Linked DNA regions of Mus musculus: region 2 is linked to region 1. The links are chromatin contacts, found by POLR2A ChIA-PET in ENCODE. All regions are on one chromosome and are shown on one strand. Each heading gives the region's core, a stretch centred on a gene start or an enhancer-like site at or near the end of the contact. The rest is flanking DNA. Distances are from core to core; before and after follow the strand shown.

Evidence for each region. ChIA-PET counts read pairs that join two places held with the same protein, here RNA polymerase II (POLR2A).
Region 2: POLR2A ChIA-PET joins it to region 1 with 30 read pairs in embryonic stem cell. The contact joins the promoter of Khsrp here to the promoter of Gpr108 in region 1. POLR2A ChIA-PET finds 5 or more read pairs at or near these places in 3 of 5 experiments (Patski and embryonic stem cell).

The regions. Positions count from the first base shown.
Region 1 is chr17:57,245,976-57,250,465 of GRCm38, reverse strand. It overlaps Gpr108 (G protein-coupled receptor 108), which reads left to right and starts at 2,777. Exons shown (of 17, transcript NM_030084.4): 1 at 2,777-2,955; 2 at 3,583-3,702. The coding sequence starts at 2,830. Trip10 (thyroid hormone receptor interactor 10) reads right to left here and starts at 1,015. Exons shown (of 15, transcript NM_001242389.1): 1 at 895-1,015. The coding sequence starts at 918.
Region 2 is chr17:57,029,375-57,033,625 of GRCm38, reverse strand. Khsrp (KH-type splicing regulatory protein) reads left to right here and starts at 2,119. Exons shown (of 18, transcript NM_010613.3): 1 at 2,119-2,478. The coding sequence starts at 2,227. It overlaps Slc25a41 (solute carrier family 25, member 41), which reads left to right. Exons shown (of 7, transcript NM_175333.3): 7 at 443-854. The coding sequence ends at 630.

The DNA of each region.
Region 1 (4,490 bases), core at 1,528-4,027:
GCCAGCAAGGGTGTGGAAGGAGGCTAAACCACGCCAGTTCCCTCACCCCTCCTCTAATCCCCTCCAAATTCCAAAAAATCAAGAGGGCTTGGCACAAAAATCAGGCACAGAAGGGATGAGTTCGTGCAGCTCAAAGTGCGTGGAAGCAGGGTCGGGGGGCCTCTATGGCCAAATTTCCCCACTCGCCAAGATCCCCCGGGATCCTCAGTTGAGTGACTCAGTTTCCCCTGCTTCTGTGATGCCTCCACTATAGTGGCTCACCCCCACTACATCCTAAGATTGCACCGCCTCCAGAAAGAGGAGGGGTCAATAGTCCGACAAGGATTCAGGGAAACTTCTAGGGCTTCCTGGGTGAGGTTAAGAGGCGGGTAAGGGGTGGCTCCGCCCAGCGCCCGGGGCCGAGTCCTATAGCCCCTTCCCCTCCCCCTCAGCGTTCCAATTGTAAGCGGGGAAGGAACCCGGTAAGGCCCCACGTGGGACAGAAGGTGACCAAAGGGTCCCCTCCCCCTCCCAGCCGGACAGGCGGGCGACGGGCAGGGACCCAGGGGCCGTAAGATTAGCCTCCAAGCCAGGCCAGGGCGCTCAAAATAGGTGACCTCACCCAGCTGTCCCCCCTCCCTGGCCTGGTCCAGGGACTTCTTCAGATGGTCTTCCTCTCAACTCTGTGCCTCAGTTTCCCTATGCGGGTCCTGGGCAAAGTATCCCTACGTCCTCGGGGCGTCTTGAAAGTCCCAAAGGAACTTTTGAGTGAGTGCGGAGGGCAGAGGGCGGGGACCCAAGGGATCAGCTGCAAGGGAAAGCGTGGAGTCCGGGCTAAGGTACTTCGGGGACAAAGAGCGGAGAAGCCAGGACCCCAGCAAGGGAGAACCGTGGGAACTGGGGAAAAAGACTCACCCACAACTCGGTACCCCAATCCATGCTGCTCTTGCCGCCCAGGACGCCACCGCCTCCTGCCCGGGTCTCCGCCGCCCTCCACCGGAGACTCAGCCCCAGGGCAGTGTGCCCAACCTCGCCCCGCCCCGCCGCCAGGCCACGCCCACCAGCCTAGATTACAACGCCCCTTCGTGCCTTTCCACGCCTCTACTCTGCCGAGCCCCCAGCGGGGGGCTCTGAGGGCGGAGTCCAGATGATGCCCCGCCCCCCATTAAAGGGCCATGCGCCACCTCAAAGTACGCCTCGATTAATTTTCAAAATTTGTACCCCATATTTCTCTCCTCTGCCATCCCAAACTATTCATCCTTTCCTTTCAACTTCGCATTTTTTTTATAAAGGGTCAAGAGATCAAAACCCCAAATCCAAGCAGTCTTTCCCACGTGTCCCCACTCCATGGCAGGGAAAATCTGTGGTTGGTCATTAGGCTCTTGCGGGGACCTACTCGGCTCCAGAAATCTCCATTTCGTCTCACTAATAGTCTGTTTCCCTCCGGCCACAGAGATGGGATGACTTCGATCTTGCCCAGGATGCACATCCAGCCAAGGCCAGGTCCATTAGCACCCCCCAACACCACCGCATCCTGACTTCTCTTCCTTCCCGCCAGAGTCTCCTCTGAGAAACAGAGGACAGGTTGTCCTTTGGGCACCGTTCTGGGCTAGGCACACACTCACACACACACACACACACACGCATGCACGCACAGCACCGCGCACTTGCACTTGACTACACATTTTCCAGCCTCATTCAGTATGTAAGGCCCAAATCAGAACTGCCTCTAGATTCTGGGACCCTGGGGCTTAGGATTTCGGGTCCTCCCAATCATAAAAGTCCTTTCACGCCTTGTAAACCCCCTTAAGGCTCCCGGATAAAAGGGAAGAGGCCCTGTTGGCTCCCACCCCACTCTCCCTGGCTGTAGGTGCTTTCTCCGCCGCTACGCAAGTGTCAAAACACCATTGTGTTGCAGCTAGAAGAGCAGTCTAGACTTCTGAGGAAAGACGCCCTGGAGCCAGTGCTGGAACTGAGGCTCCAATAGGCCTTGGCCCCACCTGCTGGTGGCTTGTGGGCTAAGCTCTGAGATGTAAAGTGGGGTAGAGGGATGGTGGAGGAGGGTGGAGAAGGACTCAGAGTCCCAGTGACGAAAAAGGTATCACACTACGGTGGGAAGCTTCGCGCCAGGGTCAGCAATCTAATTAAGAGTTGCAAGCTACAACTAGGATCCAGCAGCTGGGACTCTTCCAGATCTGAGGACTCAGTAGGAATTGAGGAGCCTATGTTTCAGTTTGAAGTAGGGAACTCAGCTGCTGCAAGGTTACGCCTAGGGCGGAGTCTTCAGGTAGGACCTACAGCGGCATTCAGCCGAGGATTAGAGATCAGCATAGTGCGAAGAATTTTAGGCTTTTCGGTGGCCCAGCAAAGTTGAAACAAGGTAAGCTCATAGACGCGTACGTTGACTAAGTCTCCACTTCTGGCCGGGAGCAGGGTATCGGGGAAGTGAGGGGTGGGAGAGGAAGTGCGTCCTTGGGAATACTGGGAAATGTAGTTTATGCATGCTTCGTTGCACGGATCTGCTCCCTCTATATTCTGGGTAATGTAGTCTTGGACCGTTAAGAGTTGCTGAAGGAATTCCGCTTTAAGGGACGGATATGGGTTCCTGGATCATTGGTGAATCGTCCTGTTCCTCAAACTACATCCGGGACAATCTGTTTAGCGATTGGAGAGTATGAAAGCCGGGGCTGAAAAGGATAAGCACGCCCATTTGGGAGGCCTTCTGACAATCAAAAGAATCTCAGTTGCTAATTGGGTGACTAGACCACGTCGTGCGACTATTGGCTGAAAAGTGGGTAGGCCTTATCAGGCGTCAGAGGCTGTGTTCGGGGGGCAGTCGCAGCCCCAGAGATGGCAGTGAGCGAGAGGAGGGGGCTCAGCGGCGAGAGCCCAACGCAGTGCCGATGGGGATACTTGTCGCTGCTGGTGCTGACGCTGAGCGGCTGCTCAGGCCGTATCCACCGGCTGACTCTCACAGTGAGCCCCGCAGGCTTGGCCTCGTTGTCTCCCCCCATAGCTCCGCCGGTGGATGGAGCAGCCGCACCCCCCACTGCAGGCCGCTAGTGGTCTCGTCCCGGGGTCTCCCCGCCCGGTGCTCGTAATGGGTTGGCCTGGCTTAGAGGGCGGGGCTTCATCTCCTGGGACCCCTGACTCCTGGCGCTTAAACTTTCAGGGAACACTTGGTAACAACCATAGGACCTGGGAGGAAGGGGTACCACCTGGTAGGATCTTCCTGGAATTCACTTAGGGGAGTGACAGGAGACTACTTTCAAAATTTAGCCCAGATAGAATCGAAAACTTTTCTGGAAAGTCGAAACTAGTCACACCAGCCTATGTAGCCCGCTCTCGGGGTGGTGCACGTCTATATGGGGACTGTCATGGGGTTGCCAGGGTTTCACCCCATGGACACACAACCCCACCCTCTAGCTGCCTCGGACTGAAGTAGGAAAATGTCACCAGCACCAATACGATGTACCCAGGAAGGCTTTCTCACATGCTCCTGTCCTGAATAAAAATGTATAGAGACGCTCAGGGAAACACGCCGTCGTGCTGGACTTGGTGGGGAGAGTGCCCTTGTGCCACTGTGTCTTTGGTTTCCTGCAGGGGGAGAAGCGAGCTGACATCCAACTGAACAGCTTCGGATTCTACACCAATGGTTCCCTGGAAGTAGAGCTGAGCTTACTGCGACTCAGCCTCCAGGAGACAGAAAAGAAGTTGCCAAAGGTGAGGGGGCTCATGGGAGGACTCAGTGTGCAAGTTCTGGGATTCTGTCTTAGCTCTGTCCCTCACCGGTGTGATCTGTGGCCAGTCTCATAGCCTTCCCCACCTGTCACCTAAGAATGAATACAGTGTCTCATGCAGTCTGGGTTTGAGGGTACAGATTTGTCATCTTAGTGTCCCTGCTGGCTTAGGCAGGAGGATCAGAAATTAGCCAGCCAGTATATATGTAACATATATGCATGTATATAATGCATTTTAATCATACACGCTTCTCCCCCTAACTCCTCCAAAATCCATTCCCACCTTCCCAAACTCCTCCCAATCTCATGTCCTTTAAAAAAAAAAAAAAAAAAAAAAAAGATATGGCCTCACTATGTAGCCCCAGATAGCCAGGAACTCTGTGTAGACCAGGCTGGCCACAGACTCAGAGATCTGCCAACCTCTGTCTCCCAAGTGCTGGGATCTAAGGCCGGTGCTCTTGTTTGTTTGTTTGTTTGTTTCTCCTGGGGCCACACCCTCACTCACTCAGCATCTATCAGCTAGCTGTCCACAGCTCCCCAGTTAGGTGTAGGGGTTCAAACACCCCTCTTCCCTCCATGCTGGAATGTTGACTGACTCGATCCTGTGTGGGCAACCACAGCTGCTGTGAGTTCATAAGCAACAGTCTGCTGTGTTCAGAGGACAATGTTCCCCTCTTGCCCTCCTCAGCCTCTGCCTTTACAGTCTTGACTCTTCCTCTTCCTCTTTCTCTTCCTTTTCCTCCTCCTCCTCCTCCTCCTCCTCAGTTTCAT
Region 2 (4,251 bases), core at 870-3,369, 220 kb after region 1:
TCTATAACCCATTTAGAACACCTTTGCTAAGTACTGAACCCACCAAAGCTTATGCTCACCCCTAATCTAACCCTAGCCCTCAAGTTAACATGCCTATCACCCATCACTTGGAAAGCCAGCCTCAGCTACTTTGAGGCTGGGGCTCAAGGTACAGAGTGTGCCTTATATGCATGGGTTCAATCCCCAGTACCACATGAACTGGGTGTGATAGTGCTGTTATTCCAGTAGGAGGTACATGCAAGGGAATCAAGAGTTCAAAGCTAGCCTCAGCTACATATGGAGTTCTAGGCCAATCTGCACCATATGATACCATGTCAACATACATACATACATATATAACAATAACCAAATGATCTCTACAACATTCCCTCAGTGTGATCAGATCCTTCACAGTGAATCTCACATCATACCCAGTGCTGACCTTGTCTATGTCTATCCCCAGACACTGTGGAGGGCTCCAACCCCACCATGCAGGGAGTCTTCAAGAGGATACTGAGCCAGCAGGGCTGGCCGGGGCTGTACAGAGGCATGACACCCACTTTACTGAAGGTGTTGCCAGCAGGCGGCATCAGCTACCTGGTGTATGAAGCCATGAAGAAAACCCTGGGTGTACAAGTCCTGAGCAGATGACCTGCCCTGAACAAGAAGAGAATGGAAGACCCAGTGTCCCTGAGTCTCAAAAAGCACTCCAAGGCTCAGGCTTTAAGGCCATTTTGGTTTGCAAAAACCACCCAGGACTCGGATTAGAAAAGCGCTGGGAGTCCTCCAATTGGGATTCTGAGTTGGGATTCCAGCCGGGTTTTTGCAGGCTTGTTCAAGAGAAGATGCAGACAATGAATAAAGATAGTTTTGGACGTCTGTGTCTGAGATTAGCTGGTTCTGGGTGGGAGCTGGGAGATGGGGTGTATCGTCTAGGGTGCTTGCCTAGCATTTATGAGATCCTAAGTTCAACCCCCACCCTGACGACTTGGGGATCAGGAGGACCTGAGATTTTGGGGTCCAGGCTAGGAGCTCTAGGGGTCTTGAACTCCGGTAAATGGACCTGGGACTTCTGGGCCCAGGGTGGCAACTGGAAGTTTGGACTCCTGTGGGAACTTGGGGTTCCTTCTTAGTCCAGGGTTGGGAGCAGGAGACTTGGACCCCTGTGGGGGGCCTGGGTCGAGGTTGGGAATAGGCTTGAAGTTTGAGGAGTTGGTGTCATGAGTCTTGGAAGTGAAGGTCCTTTGAGGGAAAATCTTCACCCAATTTCGGGCCACCACTCCCCCCACCCCCCAAGGCTTCGGGCAGGCCACGGGCAAGGCCTCCCCAAGCCAGGCTACTGGGGCGCTGACTTAAGGTCCTGCCCATAGTTCCGGCTGCTGAGCACTACCTCCCACGTCCTCTGCCACTCACTTCTGCTCCCACTAATCCGCTCCTGCCGCCTGGTAGCGGGTTCCACCCCAATGCAGATGCGCTTTCACTGGCTCTCAGCAAGCGGGCACTATTACTTCTGTTACTGCTATTTGTCCACAGAGGGGTCAATCATTGAACGCTTGCCCTTGTCGCTCAGCCATTGGCTCAGAAGTCAGAGGACAAGGATTCTGAGAAAAGTCACGTCCAAATCCAAGCGCATCCTCCAAAATGCTTCGGGGACTGGATCAAATGACTGCCAATCTTAGCAAGCACCGCCTCCTAAGTGTATTCATTAGCTGGTGTTGACGACTATCTTGCCGAGCGCCCGCCCAGCTCATCCCAGAGAATTTTCATAGGCTCCGCCCTCAAGGCCACGTGACTGATCAGAGCCGTCACTCTCATCCTAGAGCCGCCCCGAGAAGGTGGAACTCGCGCTTCATTGGGCCTCCTGACTTCTCGCGTGACTTCCAATTGCCCGCCCAGCGCCAGCAGCCCTGGGCTTATTGAGTCCTATCTTCGTCAGTCACACCGCGCCTCCCGCCCCCTGCATCTTCCGAAGCTCTGACTGGTCGCCCGGATTTACGGCCCACGATTGGCGGGCGTAGAGTGGTAGCCGTATACTACTGGCTGTTCCTCGGCGTCCGTCAAGCCGGTGGCGGGAGGAGGTGCCCCTCTTCCCCCTCCGCGACCCCCCCTCCCCGTCGCCTTCCCAGCCGCTGGCTTCCCATCGTGCTCCGCGGCCGTGTGGAGCGAGGCCTTGTTCCCGCGTTGAGCCGCCGCCGCCTCCGCCTCCTCAGCTTGAAGCCTCCGCACCAAGCCCGTCCCCGCCGCGCCATGTCGGACTACAACACCGGAGGTCCCCCGCCCGGCCCGCCGCCTCCCGCTGGCGGCGGAGGGGGAGCCGCGGGTGCGGGAGGAGGCCCTCCGCCGGGCCCGCCGGGCGCGGGAGACCGGGGCGGCGGAGGCCCTGGCGGCGGCGGCCCGGGTGGAGGAGGCGCGTCCGGGGGCCCCTCACAGCCTCCCGGTGGCGGCGGCCCTGGGATCCGCAAGGACGCCTTCGCCGACGCCGTGCAGCGGGCCCGCCAGGTGAGGGGGCCGCGAGGGCGCGTGCGCGCGCGCGGGGGAGGGGGCAGCGGCGCGCGCGGGGTCGCGGGAGGGTCACGTGGGCGGCGGGCTCGGGGCGGGGAGTCTGGGGCCGTCACGGTGTGAGGGTGACCCTCTGCGTGCGTGTAGTTAAGGGTGCGTTGAAGGGGGGATCTCCGAAAACTAGACTTTGCACTGGACGGTTTCTCTTGGGTACCAGGGCTTGCAGCCTTTGGGGTCCCTGAGACCCACCCCTGTACTTGCACCAGGTCTTCTCTATTAGGAGGGTTGCAGCTTTGGAGTTCCCACGATTTTTTTCCTGGGTGTACTAGAGGATTCCTCTAGGACCCATAAAGGTTGCAGTCTGGGACAGTGTCCCCAAGAGCCACCCCCCGAGCTTGCACCCGTTATTTCCATTCAAGATATAGGGTTTGCATTCTGAGGACCACTCTAAAGTCCAAGACTGTTTGTGATTTGGAGAGGTCTCCTAGTTTTCCAAAGGCCTGAGCTTGAATGTTATGAGGATGTCCCCAAGAATCACTCCTGGGTTTTCACTTAGGCACCCCCTTAGGACCCATGGGGTTCTAGAAACTGAGGCAGATCTGTAAGAGCAATTCCTGAGTTCATGAAGGATGGGGTCAGAGATGCTGTGAGACCCCTCTTTGAACCCTTGGAGTCTTAGGGTCCCCAAGGGCTTCTCAGGGTTTGTAAAGTTGCATCGCAGGATGGTAGGAGACCGCTATTCAGAGACCTGAGGGTTCAGAATATATTAGTTCCCAAGACGGAGTCCTAGGTTTGCACAGGGACTGAGCTTGGCCGTATACTTAGAAAGTGGGGGGGACCCATCTTAGCACACATTTGCACCCGCCCAGAAATTCAACTCCCTTTTAGAGGATCTTGCTTTACACACCATTACTCCTATTTTCAAGTCAAAACAGGTCCCCTGGCCCATTTCTGTACCTTCCCTAGGAAGGGATTTGGTAAGGGGTTGGGAGAGTTCTTTCTGATGAAGAGAGGACCGACCCTTTGTTAGAGAGCCTGGGCTTTGGGATGAGGTGGGGAAGGTGGACACGGGATCCTGCTTTTTACTGTTTGAATTCAAAAGTATTGTCTGTCTTTGGGAACATGCCTTGTTTTGATGACCGCATTTAAGAGTGTTATGTGCTGGTGTGACCTGGCTCAGCCTTGCTCACAACCCCACTCGGGTACATTCTGAGAGTTGGACAGGCCAGGCTTACCACAGATGCTGCTATCCTGGGGTTGTCCCAAGGCCTCCGGCCTAAGGACTGGCTCCTCCCTAGGTGGGAGGACCCATTGAGTTACTGCCCTCTTCATTATCACCTCTGCCTTCCTCCGAGGTGGGATGGGCTTTAGCGTGCCTTTTTTCTGGTCATCCCCCAAATTGTCTTACGAGGCAGCTTCCCGTGGGTAAGTGCTGTCAGTTGAGATGACACTCCCTGTCAAGGGTAAGCACAATTTTTTTTTTTGTTTTTTATAATAGCATAGGCCAGATCCTGAGTTCAGGATTTGGAGTGTGTTTGATGACTTAGGGGTGATGTATATATGTTCTCTGTGTACTTGAAACTCAGTGTGTGCCCCAAAGGGGCTTTTGTTTTGGTCATACTGGGATGTCAGGTGCCTTGAAGGTAGAAACTTGGCTGAGATTTCTCAGGATGATTTTGTAAAGATGTCCAGGGTAAAAGACAGGAAGGTTGTAGGGACCACATTGAAATCCTGTTTGCTGTCCAGGCCACTTGTGGGGGTGGTCCAGGAATC